Linked DNA regions of Homo sapiens: region 2 is linked to region 1. Evidence: read pairs that join two places in POLR2A ChIA-PET (ENCODE). Cell type or tissue: HepG2. All regions are shown on one strand. Each heading gives the region's core, and the rest is flanking DNA. Links, peaks and the distances in the headings are about the cores only. Region 1 holds the start of MC1R (melanocortin 1 receptor). Region 2 holds the start of LOC124903760 (a long non-coding RNA gene).

What was found. Peaks named below come from ENCODE experiments on the same cell type or tissue, not always from the same donor. Only the 100,000 strongest peaks of a DNase experiment are listed, where the experiment ranks them.
Region 2: POLR2A ChIA-PET joins it to region 1 with 11 read pairs; 10 of 35 experiments call an interaction of 5 or more read pairs at or near these places.

The regions. Positions count from the first base shown.
Region 1 is chr16:89,918,327-89,926,638 of GRCh38, forward strand. MC1R (melanocortin 1 receptor) reads left to right here and starts at 536. Exons shown (of 1, transcript NM_002386.4): 1 at 536-2,646. The coding sequence starts at 933. The coding sequence ends at 1,886. It overlaps TUBB3 (tubulin beta 3 class III), which reads left to right and starts at 5,016. Exons shown (of 4, transcript NM_006086.4): 1 at 5,016-5,132. The coding sequence starts at 5,076. It overlaps LOC124903759 (keratin-associated protein 5-1-like), which reads left to right. Exons shown (of 4, transcript XM_047435031.1): 4 at 525-644. The coding sequence ends at 629. RefSeq lists enhancers at 191-1,074, 427-476, 1,075-1,958, 1,959-2,842, 3,729-4,612 and 3 more and silencers at 976-1,257, 4,683-4,772, 4,793-4,942, 5,023-5,272, 7,613-8,272. In HepG2, for the core only: a CTCF peak has its summit at 421; DNase peaks (open chromatin) are centred at 455, 3,545, 4,215, 4,845 and 4 weaker places; H3K4me3 peaks cover 5,729 bases.
Region 2 is chr16:89,833,533-89,841,844 of GRCh38, forward strand. All of the region lies in intron 1 of SPIRE2 (spire type actin nucleation factor 2), which reads left to right. It overlaps LOC124903760 (a long non-coding RNA gene), which reads right to left and starts at 4,506. Exons shown (of 2, transcript XR_007065186.1): 1 at 4,168-4,506; 2 at 3,027-4,075. RefSeq lists enhancers at 293-1,492, 3,504-4,126, 4,127-4,748. In HepG2, for the core only: a CTCF peak has its summit at 5,259; DNase peaks (open chromatin) are centred at 444, 3,099, 4,369 and 5,299; H3K4me3 peaks cover 1,045 bases.

The DNA of each region.
Region 1 (8,312 bases), core at 269-8,268:
CTACAAGATGCCTGAAAACACCAACCTCTCCAGGGCTCACTAGCATTGGACGCTTTCACGCTCTGCCCTGGCCGGAAGCCCCCTCACCCCGCGCGATGTGCAAACTCCTGCAGGGCTCACTCAGTTTCCAGAACTTTAATTATTGGAAAGTTCTCCCTGGTCCAGCCCCCAAATCTGCCGTGAACGTTGACAGCTGAGTTGCTGCTCCATGCGTGCTTTGGCTGAGAGCAGAGGGGACCCCTGTCCTCCCTGAGCTGCTGACGAGGGGAGGGGTGAAGGGTGGGGCCTCTGGAGAGGGCAGGTCCCGGGGAAGCTCCGGACTCCTAGAGGGGCGGCCAGGTGGGGGCCCTGGTGACCAGGACAGACTGTGGTGTTTTTTAACGTAAAGGAGATCCGCGGTGTGAGGGACCCCCTGGGTCCTGCACGCCGCCTGGTGGCAGGCCGGGCCATGGTGGGTGCTCACGCCCCCGGCATGTGGCCGCCCTCAGTGGGAGGGGCTCTGAGAACGACTTTTTAAAACGCAGAGAAAAGCTCCATTCTTCCCAGGACCTCAGCGCAGCCCTGGCCCAGGAAGGCAGGAGACAGAGGCCAGGACGGTCCAGAGGTGTCGAAATGTCCTGGGGACCTGAGCAGCAGCCACCAGGGAAGAGGCAGGGAGGGAGCTGAGGACCAGGCTTGGTTGTGAGAATCCCTGAGCCCAGGCGGTAGATGCCAGGAGGTGTCTGGACTGGCTGGGCCATGCCTGGGCTGACCTGTCCAGCCAGGGAGAGGGTGTGAGGGCAGATCTGGGGGTGCCCAGATGGAAGGAGGCAGGCATGGGGGACACCCAAGGCCCCCTGGCAGCACCATGAACTAAGCAGGACACCTGGAGGGGAAGAACTGTGGGGACCTGGAGGCCTCCAACGACTCCTTCCTGCTTCCTGGACAGGACTATGGCTGTGCAGGGATCCCAGAGAAGACTTCTGGGCTCCCTCAACTCCACCCCCACAGCCATCCCCCAGCTGGGGCTGGCTGCCAACCAGACAGGAGCCCGGTGCCTGGAGGTGTCCATCTCTGACGGGCTCTTCCTCAGCCTGGGGCTGGTGAGCTTGGTGGAGAACGCGCTGGTGGTGGCCACCATCGCCAAGAACCGGAACCTGCACTCACCCATGTACTGCTTCATCTGCTGCCTGGCCTTGTCGGACCTGCTGGTGAGCGGGAGCAACGTGCTGGAGACGGCCGTCATCCTCCTGCTGGAGGCCGGTGCACTGGTGGCCCGGGCTGCGGTGCTGCAGCAGCTGGACAATGTCATTGACGTGATCACCTGCAGCTCCATGCTGTCCAGCCTCTGCTTCCTGGGCGCCATCGCCGTGGACCGCTACATCTCCATCTTCTACGCACTGCGCTACCACAGCATCGTGACCCTGCCGCGGGCGCGGCGAGCCGTTGCGGCCATCTGGGTGGCCAGTGTCGTCTTCAGCACGCTCTTCATCGCCTACTACGACCACGTGGCCGTCCTGCTGTGCCTCGTGGTCTTCTTCCTGGCTATGCTGGTGCTCATGGCCGTGCTGTACGTCCACATGCTGGCCCGGGCCTGCCAGCACGCCCAGGGCATCGCCCGGCTCCACAAGAGGCAGCGCCCGGTCCACCAGGGCTTTGGCCTTAAAGGCGCTGTCACCCTCACCATCCTGCTGGGCATTTTCTTCCTCTGCTGGGGCCCCTTCTTCCTGCATCTCACACTCATCGTCCTCTGCCCCGAGCACCCCACGTGCGGCTGCATCTTCAAGAACTTCAACCTCTTTCTCGCCCTCATCATCTGCAATGCCATCATCGACCCCCTCATCTACGCCTTCCACAGCCAGGAGCTCCGCAGGACGCTCAAGGAGGTGCTGACATGCTCCTGGTGAGCGCGGTGCACGCGGCTTTAAGTGTGCTGGGCAGAGGGAGGTGGTGATATTGTGTGGTCTGGTTCCTGTGTGACCCTGGGCAGTTCCTTACCTCCCTGGTCCCCGTTTGTCAAAGAGGATGGACTAAATGATCTCTGAAAGTGTTGAAGCGCGGACCCTTCTGGGTCCAGGGAGGGGTCCCTGCAAAACTCCAGGCAGGACTTCTCACCAGCAGTCGTGGGGAACGGAGGAGGACATGGGGAGGTTGTGGGGCCTCAGGCTCCGGGCACCAGGGGCCAACCTCAGGCTCCTAAAGAGACATTTTCCGCCCACTCCTGGGACACTCCGTCTGCTCCAATGACTGAGCAGCATCCACCCCACCCCATCTTTGCTGCCAGCTCTCAGGACCGTGCCCTCGTCAGCTGGGATGTGAAGTCTCTGGGTGGAAGTGTGTGCCAAGAGCTACTCCCACAGCAGCCCCAGGAGAAGGGGCTTTGTGACCAGAAAGCTTCATCCACAGCCTTGCAGCGGCTCCTGCAAAAGGAGGTGAAATCCCTGCCTCAGGCCAAGGGACCAGGTTTGCAGGAGCCCCCCTAGTGGTATGGGGCTGAGCCCTCCTGAGGGCCGGTTCTAAGGCTCAGACTGGGCACTGGGGCCTCAGCCTGCTTTCCTGCAGCAGTCGCCCAAGCAGACAGCCCTGGCAAATGCCTGACTCAGTGACCAGTGCCTGTGAGCATGGGGCCAGGAAAGTCTGGTAATAAATGTGACTCAGCATCACCCACCTTAGCCCCTTCCAGAAAGTGCTTGAAGTTTGCGGGTGGAGGGATGGGGGAGGGGAAGGTGGGCAGGGGTGAGAGTCGAGAGGGAAGAAAGGAGTCCCGGAAAACGTGGCTGCCTCCCCAGGTGAGGAAGCCACAGCCCCAGAGGCCCCAAATGCCTGGGGAGTGTGGAGGTCCCAACCAGGCTTGCGCTGACCCTGCTTCTCGGTTTTCTCTCCGTGCTGACAAACCCCAGCCTAGAGGAAGGACGAGCAGGTGCAGCAGGGCCCCAGTCCCCTCCACTCTTGACGCTGTCCTAGCTGCAGAAGAGGCGGGTTCCCAGCCTTCCCTGTGACCACATGTGACCTCAGCCGGGACACATCCCTTTGCTGGCCCTGGCCCTGAGTCCCTCCAGCCATGATGAGCCGTGAATGGGACCATCCCTGTCCACTCTGAGATGCCTGGAAGGGGGCTCAGTGCAGGTGGGCTGGGGGCTGGGTCTGCTGTCTGCCCAGCACTGCCATTCTGGGAGTAGGCAGGTGGGGAAGGGGTCGGGGGTGGAGGGTCTGTGTTCAGCCAGTCCTGGGAAATGCTTGATGTGAGGCTTCTGAAGATGGCAGTGAGGCAGAGGCCCAGCCGGCGGAGAAGTCCCTGGGAGTGAGTACCTGGGGATGAACTATGCTGCCTGGTGCTGGGGAGCAGTGGCGCCCCTGGGCCATCCCTCTGCTGAAACCTGGGCGTCTCGCTGAAGAGACCACCTCCATTTCCTCTGCAGAGACTGAGCACTCAGTCAGCCCCCTTCCTGGGACAGGCTCAATGGAGGCTGCAGGGCCATCAGCCGACTCCTACGCAGGCTCAGTCAGCAGCCCCCTGGCCAGCCCCACCCCTGACTGCCGGCCTCAGAACTGGGAGCTGCTTCCTGGCAGGGCCCGCCTCTGCTGGGAGACCGGACGGTGAGTCAGCCTTAAGCCCGGCACCAGACCCCTCTGAGGATGGAGCAGGAGCTGGCTGCCCTGAGGCTGCAAAACTTCTTCCCTCGTGGAGACAGGGAGGCACCTCAGACACTCACCCCGGACTCCCTTGAACAGGGACAGGGAGGAACCCCAGGCAGCTAGACCCCAGCAGCAGCCACACGAGCACACTGTGGGGCAGGGAGGGGCATCTCTTGAGAACAAAAGATCCATTTCTCGACTTTCCAAACTGGAGAGCTTCTTGAGAGAAAAGAGAGAGACAGGTACAGGTCCACGCCACCCACACACAGCCCTGTGCACACAGACCGGACACAGGCGTCCACAGGCAAGTTCGCAGCTGCTCATTTTGTGAAGTGAATGCTGATTTGGGGGCCGGGTGGGGTTCGTCTGTACATCGTGCACTGTCAGACCCTTCCTGAAGGATTTTTGTTACTGAAGTATCAGAAGGCCCTTGTTCTAAGGTGGTGGCACTGTAATATCTGGCCCAGGAGGAGGTCAGTGCCGTGCCGGCGAGTCCTTTGCTCCCTTCCTTCTCTGACCAGTAAACGCATCTCCAGTCGCTCCCCCGAGGCCCCCCTGCACGCAGTCTCCGACCTCAGAGAGTGAGTCAGATAGAAGCCGCTGCCCACCCTCCCCCACCCTGGCCGGGTTCTTGCCTGGCTTGTGCGTCCTTGTGACAATTCCTGACACGGATGCGCACCGGGCAGTGGCACGTCCAGGTGCTGTGCGCGCCCGGGCCCACAAAGCTCCTTTGGACGCTCATGGCAGCCCCTTGGTGGAGGAGGTCGGGTGCCCACCCCCTCCCCGCCCACTGCGGAAGCCGGCGACCCACGGAGCTCGCTCTCGGCCGCCGCCACCCCTCTGTGTTCGCGCCCTTCCGAGCTCTGATCCGACGCTTTGTTTCTTCTCAGTGGGTTCAGGGCCTGGGCCAGCCTTTACCTACCTCCCCCACCCAAAACCGGCAAAAGCTCAGAGCACCTTGTCTGCCAAAAGACAGGGAGCTGGGATGGTGCGGGTTGGTCTCTAAACCGGCGTGGGGAAAAAAGACCCTCCGTACAAAGCCGCAGGGTGGGGCTGTCGCAAGGGCGGAACCGAGAGGGTAGCTGGGGGCGGGGTTCCCAGGGCCAAGAGGGGCCATTGTCCTCCCTGGAGCCCGGCGCCCCCACAGCCAGCTCCTCTGGGAGACAGCCCCTCCTTTCGAATGCGCGGGGCCCTCAGACCGCGCCCGGCCCAGCGCTGGGGGATCCTTGGCTGCGGGAGGGGCGCCGCATTGCGCGCGGCGGGCGGGGACGCGCGGTGCGGAGCCTGCGGGCCGGGCGGGGCTCTGCGGCGGCGCCTCCCGATTGGCCACCCGCGGTGACATCAGCCGATGCGAAGGGCGGGGCCGCGGCTATAAGAGCGCGCGGCCGCGGTCCCCGACCCTCAGCAGCCAGCCCGGCCCGCCCGCGCCCGTCCGCAGCCGCCCGCCAGACGCGCCCAGTATGAGGGAGATCGTGCACATCCAGGCCGGCCAGTGCGGCAACCAGATCGGGGCCAAGGTGAGGCTGCGCGCCCCGGCCTGTCCCGGGCCCCGGGGCGGGAGGAGGGAGGCGCCGTGCCCCGCGGGCCGCACCTCCAGCTGCCCCCGCCCCTGCGAACCTGCAACAAAGGGATGCGCCCAGCGCCGCGCCGGGCGGCCGGGACGCGGGGCCCCCGCCCTGGGACTCTCGCCTGCACCTCTCTGCCCCTGCCCAGGTGACCTCGGGCTGTCGAGGCGCAGCTCACGTCAGTCGCGAAGCCTCAGCCCCCTCCACACCTGCGCCCCCTCCACACCTGCACCCCCTCCACCGGGCCTCCGCAGGTGCAGCTGGGAGCCCTGTCTGGGCGTGGCCCTCTTTTTTGGGGCCGCGGCATAGCCTTGAGTGAGACGGGTGGGGTAGGCAGGTTTGGGTGGGGTGGGGGGTTCTCCTCACAGCCGTGATTTCCTCGGCCCGAACCCCCCACTGGAGTAGCCGAACGTCCCCCGAGAGGCTAGAGCCGCCCCGATTTCCCCAGCCTGCTCCGACACCCCTCGGCGTCCTAGCTCCACCCTGTCCCTTTGTTGGAGGGGTTGGGCCTGGACTCGAGATGACCTTGGTCCAGGACCAGGCTCTCCATCGGCGCAGCCGCTCCTGGGCAACCCCCGCGGGGCTTGACCGCGCCCACCCAGGGTCTACCAGTCTGGGGATTGGATGTGGGAACAAAGCCGGGCTGTGGGGTGTGGAGGCTGCACCGTGGCGCGCCCCTCCCTCCATTGTTAGCCCACCTCGCAGATGTTGGGGCCACGCAGAAAGGGGCGTTGGTGCAGCTGTGCAGGGACCCCTGCCTAAATCATTAAGGGGACGTCGTGTCCCCTGGTCCTGGGAGGCTGTCCCTGGCCCAAGGTCACACAGCAGGTGCGAGAGAGCTGGGCTGGCCCTTGGTTCTCATCCCCTGCAGGAGCCAACCTGGGGCTCGGGCGGGGCGGGTTGGGGGCGCTGCTTGCCAAAGGATCTGCCCTCCGAACAGTGTTGGGGAACAGGGGATCGGGGGGGGAGGCTGGCTTTGTCAGGACCAAGGCCAGGGACCCAGCTCAGGGCTGGTGCAGCGCTGATTCTGGGAAGGAGGGGGTGCAGGAGACGGTCCTGGAGGGGAAGGGGCCAGAGAAAGGCAGCCTCCGGAGGCTGTTGCCATGGAAACCAGGCAGGAACAAAAAGCTAATTACAACAGGGCCAGCCACGTGGCTGACATGTAAATTGCAACTTTGGCTCCGGGTGGAGGCGCCTCTGAGGGTGGGAGGCCCAGTAGTGGGGAGACTCTAATCACCCAAGGAGACAGCTGTGCCTGCCAAGGAGAGCCTGGGGGAGGGGAGACCTGGGGGACAGTGGCCTCAAATCAAACCAGGACTCCCGGAGCAGCCTCTGACAGCTGCCTTGGCCTGATGGGAGGGGCTGAGGGCTCATTAATGTGGTCACTGGGGCCAAGCCTCCCCTGAGCATCTGCTCCTGGGAGGGTCAGGGGTCGCTGGGGGGAGGGAGGGCAGGCAGCCCTGGGGCTCCTGGGAGGGTCAGGGGTCTCTGGGGAGAGGGAGGGCAGGCAGCCCTGGGGCCCACCTGGGGTTTCTCCTTCTATGGCTGGGATGGGCCCAGAGCTGTGGTCCCACAAGGCACTTGTCAGGCAAGAGCTGGGATCTAGAAGTCAGGTGCACATGCAGACATCCCCTGAGGCTCCACGGGTAGCAGAGGGAGCCCTTGTCCCCTGGACCGTGTCCTTGGCTGCCTTGTGCTCTGCTTCTGAACACTGGAGCTCTTAGTTTGCCCGCTACTTTTTATTCCTTTTGAGTTGTTTGTTTTTTCTTAATATATTTCTTTTTAAAAATTAATACCTGGCCGGGCACGGTGGATGAGGAATCTCATGTAATCCCAGCACTTTGGGAGACTGAAACTGGAGGATCACTTTAGCGAAGGAGTTCAAGACCAGCCGGGATAACATGGTGAAACTCCGTTTCTTAAAAAAAAAAAAAAAAAAATTAGCCTGGCGTGGTGGGCCGCGCCTGTAGTCCCAGCTACCTGGGAGGCTGAGATGGGAGCATTGCTTCAGCGTGGGAGGTCGAGGCTGCAATGAACTATGACCGCACCACTGTACTCCAGACTAGGCGATAGAGTGAGATCCTGTCTCACAGTAATAATAGTATCTGATTCTTTTTAACAATGAAAGCAACAGAGAAGGAAATTTTCTCGGGGGCGGGGGCGGCAAGAGCGTGTTCCTTTGCTCTGCTGCCCTTGTGGAATCAATGGGAAGTTCCTTGGCCGTTCTCGGCCTCCACTCCCGCAGCTGATAGGGGGTGCAACGCGGCTGCTTCCCTGTCTGGGGTCCTCGGGCGGTGCCTGGCTGGGCAGGAAGGCCCGTGCACTCTGGGCAGAGGGAAGTCGGGGTGACTCGAGGCCGGGAGCAAAGCCGGGTCCCGGGCGGTCACGCGGCAGCGCGGACGACTCACCGCGGTCACCCCTGCGCTGGGAGCCGAGCCCCCGGCAGCTCGCGGGGATGCAGTAAGCCGGGCGCAGCCCGCCGGGAGGATGAGAAAACCCGAAGCCCGGAAAGCCGAGCGGCCGCCTGCAGTCACCCCGGGGGGGGCAGGGGCGGGCCGGGCTATGCAGAAACACCGGGGCCCGCGGGACACAGGACGCTGCCCCACTGCCGCAGAGCTGAATCTGGACCCCCGGGCTTTGCTTTCCTGGGGCCTGTGCTCCTCCCTCCCCGGGGCGGGGTTCGCCTGCAGCGGCGGAGGGGGGAGCCTTTGTCCTCCGCGCGGGCTGCGGCACCGCCTCCTCGCGGCTGCGGGGCGGGGCTGGGGGCGGGGCCTGGCCGTCTCAGCCAATGGGAGGCGGAGTCCCTGGCTCGCCCCGCCCTCTCGCCTGAAAGACCTGCGGAGCCGCGGGCCGGGCGGGAACCGCATTCGGGTCCTGGAGGGGCTTGGAGGCCCCAGTCTCGCAGCCCCTTCATCGGGGACCCCCGCTCCCACCTGCCTTGGCCACTGCCCTCAAAGCCCGGCCCCGCTTTCCCCAGGACCCCAAGCGCTGCGCGAGGTCAGCACCAAGGACAGCGCCCGGGCCGAGCGCCTGGCCTCGAACGCCGGGTTCTGCTTTGTGTTTCCAGGTTTTTGTTTTTGGTTATGAGAGGAGGCCTGGCTCTGTCGCCCGGGCTGGCGTCCAGAGGCGCGA
Region 2 (8,312 bases), core at 138-8,137, 85 kb before region 1:
GCCCTGCTGGGCTCAGGGGCAGGTTCAGCTCAGGCCTACGGCCTGCTGGGCTTGAGAAGCTTCGCCTTTGTGCCTCGGTTTCCTTCTCCGTGAAATGGGAGGTGCAGCGTGGTGCTAACGTCTGTGCAGCCCTGGGCACGCCTGGCTCCGGAAGCACTGGCCAGTGGAGGTGGCAGCAAGGGATCTGCACCTGTGCACTCGCTGGACCTGCCTTGGGGAGCAGCACGTGTGGGTCCAGGCTGCGAATCCCGACCGGATTCTCAGGGAGGGGTTCTGCAAGGTGCACCCGGTGGGGGCTGGGAGCTCCTCCGGGGCGTGTTTCCCTGTGACGTAAAATGACCTCTATCCCTGAGCCCTCCCATGTAGAAAGCGGGAAGGAGGCTGGCCGCTGTGTGTGGGTGTGGGTGTGAGCTGGGTGTGTCTCTGTGTGAGCTGGGGTTTGTTTGTAGATGGCATTCCCGATATAGTCTCACCTCTGAGCAAGGGTTACCTCACAGGAAGGCAGTCCTGCAGCAAGACTCTTCTCTTTACGGAGACATCTGTGAACCTGCCTGCGCTCGCGGTTGGCCGTCGTAGAAGCATGGATAAGCATAGCCCGTGTGAATCTGTGAACCTGCCTGCGCTCGCGGTTGGCCGTCGTAGAAGCCTGGATAAGCATAGCCCGTGTGAATCTGTGAACCTGCCTGTGCTCACGGTTGGCCGTCGTAGAAGCATGGATAAGCATAGCCCGTGTGAATCTGTGAACCTGCCCGCGCTCGCGGTTGGCCGTCGTAGAAGGCCCCATAAGCATAGCCCGTGTGAATCTGTGAACCTGCCTGTGCTCACGGTTGGCCGTCGTAGAAGCCTGGATAAGCATAGCCCGTGTGAATCTGTGAACCTGCCCGCACTCGCGGTTGGCCATCGTAGAAGCCTGGATAAGCATAGCCCGTGTGAATCTGTGAACCTGCCCGCACTCGCGGTTGGCCATCGTAGAAGTGTGGATAAGCATAGCCCATGTGAATCTGTGAACCTGCCCGCATTCGCGGTTGGCCGTCGTAGAAGGCCCCATAAGCATAGCCCGTGTGAATCTGTGAACCTGCCCGCACTCGCGGTTGGCCGTTGTAGAAGCCTGGATAAGCATAGCCCGTGTGAATCTGTGAACCTGCCCGCACTCGCGGTTGGCCGTCGTAGAAGCCTGGATAAGCATAGCCCGTGTGAATCTGTGAACCTGCCCGCACTCGCGGTTGGCCATCGTAGAAGTGTGGATAAGCATAGCCCATGTGAATCTGTGAACCTGCCCGCATTCGCGGTTGGCCGTCGTAGAAGGCCCCATAAGCATAGCCCGTGTGAATCTGTGAACCTGCCCGCACTCGCAGCTGGCCGTCGTAGAAGGCCCCACAAGCATAGCCCGTGTGAATCTGTGAACCTGCCCGCACTCGCGGCTGGCCGTCGTAGAAGGCCCCATAAGCATAGCCCGGGTGAATCTGTGAACCTGCCCGCACTCGCGGTTGGCCGTCGTAGAAGCGTGGATAAGCATAGCCCGTGTGAATCTGTGAACCTGCCCGCACTCGCAGTTGGCCGTCGTAGAAGCCTAGATAAGCATAGCCCGTGTGAATCTGTGAACCTGCCCGCACTCACGGTTGGCCGTCGTAGAAGCGTGGATAAGCATAGCCCGTGTGAATCTGTGAACCTGCCTGCGCTCGCGGTTGGCCGTCTTAGAAGCGTGGATAAGCATAGCCCGTGTGATTTTTCGCTGAGCCCTGGCTTGGGCAGCTCTTGCAAGTTCTGCCTTGTGCTTTTGGGCAAAGGCTTGGGGTCCCTGTGCTACTGTTGAGATTCGGTTAATGGTGGGAATGTGGCCCCGTCCTCACTGCCACCTTCCAGGCCCTCCTACACCGACTCACCACCAGCCTGATGTTCACAGAGAGTAGTTTCTCTGCCCCAGATAGGAAAGAATCTGCTATGTCTTCCTAATTCAGCAACAGGGGTATTGGAGTGCTGGTGAGAGCCGGCTCCCACAGCCTGTAGGGACTGGTTGGTCTGGTCCTGGTTTGCAGCCCATTTAAGCAAACATATCAGTGGGTCTCAGTGCAGGAAGACAGAAGGTTTCGGCTCTGATCATTCACTCTGACTCCTCAGAGGGCATTGGGACTCCAGATAAGGTTGAGGCCCCATTTAGGAGGAAGGCGGGCTGGAAACACACCTGGTAATTAGGCAAATCAGCCCGTGCCGGGGAAGTCGAGGACACCTGGAGGAAGGGCCCAGCCTCGCCTGGCTTCTCTGTCCTCCTCATTCCAAAGACCCCTTCATTCCAGCGCGTGTGTCTCTCTGGGACTGAGGAGCGGGAGGAGTGCGTGGGAGTAGTTTAAAAGGAGTGTATGGGCCAGGTGTGGTGGCTCACACCTGTAATCCCAGCACTTTGGGAGGCTGAGGCTGGCGGATCACATGAGGTCAGGAGTTTGAGAACAGCCTGGCCAACATGGTGAAACCCCGTCTCTACTAAAAATACAAAAATTTGCTGAGCTTGGTGGCGGGCGTCTGTAGTCCCAGTTGTTTAGGAGGTTAAGGCAGGAGAATCGCTTGAATCTGGGAGGCGGAGGTTGTAGTGAGTCGAGATTGCGCCACTGCCCTCCAGCCTGGGCGACACAGTGAGACTCCATTTCAAAAACAAAAACAAAACAAACATAGGTTATTCTCTTACAGTTGAAGAGGTCAGAAACCCAGGATGATCCACCTGTCAGGGGTCAGCACCTGGACCCTCAACTGCCACTGTAAGCTCCTCTCGGTACATGCTCACAGGTTCTGGGGTTAGAACACAGACAGCTTTAGGGGCCGTGATTCTGCCGACTGCAGCGGACCGGGGGCCGAGAATCTGAGGGAGTGCCCACAACCCACCTCCAGATCCTCCTCCACTGTCTCCAGGTATTTCCTTGCGTCTCTCTCCATCCTCCCTTCCATCTCATTTTAATGCATTTCAGGGAAGTTGTGGATGGTAGGACGGTTCCCCTAAATACTTCAGCCTGTGTGGTATTAAGCAGACACCAACGTTTGTTTATAGTTGTTTCTTTTGAGGTGAAATTTACATACAGTGAAATGCAAGAATCCGGAATGTACATTCACCCAGAACGACCTTGACCTCTGCTGTGAAGGTCTCACCGCCCTGGAGAGCTGTGAAAAATATCCCCCGGCCGGGGGCGGTGGCTCACGCCTGTCATCCCAGCACTTTGGGAGGCCAAGGCAGGCGGATCACCTGAGGTCGGGAGTTCGAGACCAGCCTGACCAACATGGAGAAACCCCGTCTCTACTGAAAAAAAAAAAAAAGAAAAAAAGAAAGTTAGCTGGGCGTCGTGGTACATGCCTGTAATCCCAGCTACTGAGGAGGATGAGGCAGGAGAATCGCTTGAACCTGGGAGGCGGAGGTTGTGGTGAGCCAGGATTGCGCCATTGCACTCCAGCCTAGGTAACAAGAGTGAAACTCCAGCTAAAAAAAGAAAAAATCCTGCACCCCAGATTCCTGTTCTGTAGGTCTTTGCAGGCCCCAGGAATCTGTGTTTCCAAAGCTGCCCGTGCCTGGCCCGTCGCGTGGGTTCTGGAATTGCAGGTCTTCTCCCTCGAGCAGGACTCGAGGCTCCGTTGTCAGGCCTGTTAAATCCAGATCCGAGTCCTGCCCGGAACATCTGACTCTGACCCTCCCAGGTCAGCCTGAGAATCTGCATCTGTAACAAGTTCCCTGGTCTGCTGCTGCAGGAGTGAGGCACCCCACCCTCAGGGGACTCGGATGGTGGTGAGGGGGAAGAGTTGAGGTCTCCGTGTCAGCCCTGGAGCCAAGGCTAGGCCCAGGGTCAGACTCAGCTGGGTGGCCTTGGGTCAGTTCCTCACCCTCTCTGGACCTCTTGGACCGGGATTAATAGCATAGCCGCATCGTGAGGCGCATGTGACAGGGGTGCTTCTTAGCCAGGAGAGAGGGCACCTTCTCAGGTAGGATCTGACGCTGTCACCTCTCAGCTGCTGCCTTTCTGCTGTGACCAGCGGTGGGGTCCCCTTAGGGCTCACCTCAAGACTTGACACACGCCAGGCAGGGGCTGGGTCGGGATCCCTGCAGGAGCGGAGAAGCGGGGGATCAGGGGCACTGCTGAGGGCAGTTCTGTGGCCAACACACGCCTCCCGGACTCGGGTCTCCGCACGCACCTCCCGGACTCGGGTCTCCGCAGGCATTGATGCCTGGCATCCTGGGTTCTTGTTGAGGAGGAGGACGCCCCGTGCGGGGGGCGTGTGAGTTTATGGAACGAGTGGGTTGGTCTCAGCCAGGGATCAGCCACCGCCCTCTGAGACGAGCACTGGCGGAAGTGAGATGCAAGAGGAAGCTCACGGCTCAACCACATGGTTCCCTCTGACCCAAAGAGCAGGCTCTGTTTGCTAAACAAACACAGACTCCTGGTTTCGTGCGGGCGTTTCTCCCTCTGGGCTTCCATTTGCCTGCTCTCAGCAGCTTCTTTTTTTGTTTTTATTTTTTTTTCTGAGACAAGTCTTGCTCTGTCACCCAGGCTGGAGTGCCTCAGCTCACTGCAGTCTCCGCCTCCGGGGATCAAACGATTCTCCCACCTCAGCCTCCAGAGTAACTGGGACCACAGGCACACACCACCACGCTCAGCATTTTTTTTTTTTTTTTTTTTTTTTGTATTTTTAAGAGAGACGGGATCTTACCACATTGCCCAGGCTGGAGTGTAGTGGTGCAATCTCAGCTCACTGCAAACTCCACCTCCTAGGTTCTTGCCATTCTCCTGCCTCAGCCTCCTGAGTAGCTGGGACTACAGGAACCCACCACCATGCCCAGCTAATTTTTGTATTTTTTAGTAGAGATGGGGTTTCACCATGTTGGCCAGGCTGGTCTTGAACCCCTTACCTCAGGTGATCGGCCTGCCTCGGCCTCCCAAAGTGCTGGGATTACAGGCGTGAGCCACCGTCCCCAGCCTACAATAACTCTTATGGTAGGTGATTTCTCTGTTTCATCAGCGGGAACCAGGGAAGCTCAGGGAAGCACGGTGAGCCACGGAAGCCACACAGGCTGTCTGATGGCAGATCTGTGTTTGCCCCAGACCACCAGGCCCCCACCCTGAATTCTAAGACTGACTTGGGTGCTGCGGGCTTACTCACTCTCACACCTTGATTTCTTGACACTCGCACATCCACATGCTCCAAATCAAAGTGCAGAGTGCAATGAAGGGTGTCCAACAGCCCGTGCTAGGAGTGTTTTTCATCTGTGCAGCAGGCAGGTGGCTCTGTCTCCTCCTGCACTCAGGGGCTCCCCTCTCTTTTCCTCAGTGTGGGTCTTGGGTTTTCTCCGCACAAAGGGCTCTTGTTCTCTTTCATGGCTGCCCAGTGTCCCTGTGTGCAATCTAGTAGAGACGGGGTTTCACCATGTTGGCCAGGCTGGTCTTGAACCTTTTACCTCAGGTGATCTATCTGCCTCGGCCTCCCAAAGTGCTGGGATTACAGACGTGTCTCAAGTGGACACATCTGTGTTTCGAGTGTTAAACTGTTAGGAGGGGGCTGGGCGCTGTGGCTCACGCCTGTAATCCCAGCACTTTGGGAGGCCAAGGCGGGTGGATCACGAGGTCAGGAGATCGAGACCATCCTGGCTAACATGGTGAAACCCCATCTCTAAAAATACAAAAATTACTAAATACAAAAAAATTACTAAAAATACAAAAAATTAGCTGGGCGTGGTGGCGGGCGCCTGTAGTCCCATCTACTTAGGAGGCTGAGGCAGGAGAATGGCATGAACCCAGGAGGCAGAGATTGCAGTGAGCCGAGATCGCGCCACTGCACTCCAGCCTGGGCGACAGAGCGAGACTCCATCTCAAAAAAAAAAAAAAAACTGTTAGGGATGTCATGGGTGTGTGGCCGGGTGCCTGTGCCTTCCAGGAGTGTTGGCAGTGGGTGGGGGGCGGCGCTGATTTGAAAGTTGCTGCAGGGTGCCTGCTTTGGGCTGTTGCTAGTTCGTGGGTCTGCCAGGAATGGGTGTGCTGCGTCCCCCTGTCTGCCCTGGCCCTGGTGCTTCTGAGAGCACTCAGCCTGAGACCTGGGAAGCAGGAAACCCCTGGAGGCGGGAGAGATCAGAGATGGCTTCACTCACAGTCAGCGTTTAAGCAGCGGCCACGTGCGGGGGTTGGGCCCAATGTAGCCAAATGCTATGGCCTCATCAAGATGTGTGAGGTCTTCCTCTGGGGGTGGGGTGAAAAGGGGAGTCGTACCCCTTCCCATGCAGAGAGCATGGGCTCCCCCAGAGCCATCCCTGTCCTGACCCCAAGGCTAAGAGAGTCAAAGGCAGGGCAGCCTTGGGCCAAGCCTGGCCAGGGGGCCCTGGTGGCCTCACTGCCATTGTCACTGATGATCATGCCTGTGTGTGTCTGCCACCTGACTTGTTATTCGAGGTAACGCCATGCGTGAGATTGAGCAGGAGTCATCTCTGTCCTGCAGGTGAGGAAGTGAGGTCACAGGGGCAAGACACCCAGCGCCAGTAGCCACAGGTTGGTCAGGATCTGACCTCCCACCAAACCCCTTGTCGGGCTAGGCTGACGCTCCCAAGCAGATGGAGGCTGAGGCTGCCTGGTAACCTCTGTCCACCACCCACCTCCCTGCAGTGTGGGACGACCTTCCTCTTGAAGCTGCTGGAGGAGCTGCAGGCAGCAAATGTCCCACAGACATCCCTCTTCCAAATGAAACCTGTCATCTTTTTTTTTTTTTTTTTTTTTTGAGACGGAGTCTCGCTCTGTCGTCCAGGCTGGAGTGCAGTGGCGCGATCTCGGCTCACTGCAAGCTCCACCTCCCGGGTTCACATCATTCTCCTGTCTCAGCCTCCCGAATAACTGGGACTACAGGCGCCCGCCACCAGGCCTGGCTAATTTTTTAGATTTTTAGTAGAGACGGGGTTTCACCGTGTTAGCCAGGATGGTTTCGATCTCCTGACCTTGGGATCCGCCCGCCTCGGCCTCCCAAAGTGCTGGATTACAGGCATGAGCCACCATGTCTGGCCCAAATCCTTTCAAAGTTATATTTTAATGTTACCGTAATGTTTCTCTCAAAAGTTGGAGATGGTTTGCATAAAAATAAAAAGTTTTCAAATTTTTTTTTTTTTTTTTTTGAGATGGAGTCACTCTGTCGCCCAGGCTGGAGTGCAATGGCGCAATCTCGGCTCACTGCAAACTCCGCCTCCCAGGTTCACGCCATTCTCCTGCCTCAGCCTCCCGAGTAGCTGGGACTACAGGTGCCCGCCACCACGCCCAGCTTATTTTTTTGTATTTTTTAGTAGAGACGGGGTTTCACCGTGTTAGCCAGGATGGTCTCGATCTCCTGACCTCATGATCCGCCTGCCTCGGCCTCCCAAAGTGCTGGGATTACAGGCGTGAGCCACCGCGCCCAGCTGAAACCTGTCATCTTTTACAAGCACACACAGGATTGTTTCAAAGAAGACTCCCTAGCATCTTTGTTCTAGTCATTTGTTATTTTACACAAAAGAAATCTGAGTCAGGTGCAGTAGCTCACACCTGTACTCCCAGCACTTTGGGAGGCTGAGGCGGGAGGATCGCTTGAGCCCAGGAAGTCATGGCTGCAGTGAGCCATGATTACACCACTGCACTCCAGCCTGGGTGACAGAGCAACACCTTGTTTCAAAAAAAAAAAAAAAGGAAAAAGAAACTCAGGTGGCTTTTCTTCTCTCATTGAGGCTGTGCTTCCCTGCAGGGAGAAATAGGCTCTTAACTCTTAGTGGTGGATGGAAACGAGGGGTCCTGGTTCTGCCTCCCACCTTAGCATGGCACTAATAGACTTGATGAGAATCTGGGGTCCTTACTGCCTCCGTCTGCTCTACCCTGGAGAGAATTTTTTAGATAAGCAAAAGGTGGTTTGCATAACCCCATGTGGCCACGTTGGTGACGTGGTTGTGGTAGCTCTGTGGCCACGTTGGTGACGTGGTTGTGGTAGCTCTGTATGCACTTATACCTGGGTGTTCGGCTGGGTTGCTTGCTGTGGTCTGGCCATGCTCGGTGGCCCAGCTGCCCCATTTATTAGGGGTATGGTCTTGGGTAAGTTTCTCAACCTGCCTGAGCCTCGATTTCCTCATCTGTAACGAGGAAATTATGGCACCAACCTTTATGGGATGGCTGCGCAGATAGAGGCCACGGTAAATAATTTTTTTTTTTTTGAGATGGAGTTTTGCTTTTGTTACCCAGGCTGGAGTGCAGTGGCACGATCTCGGCTCACCGCAACCTCCACCTCCCAGGTTCAAGCCGTTCTCTTGCCTCAGCCTCCCAAGTAGCTGGGATTACAGGCGT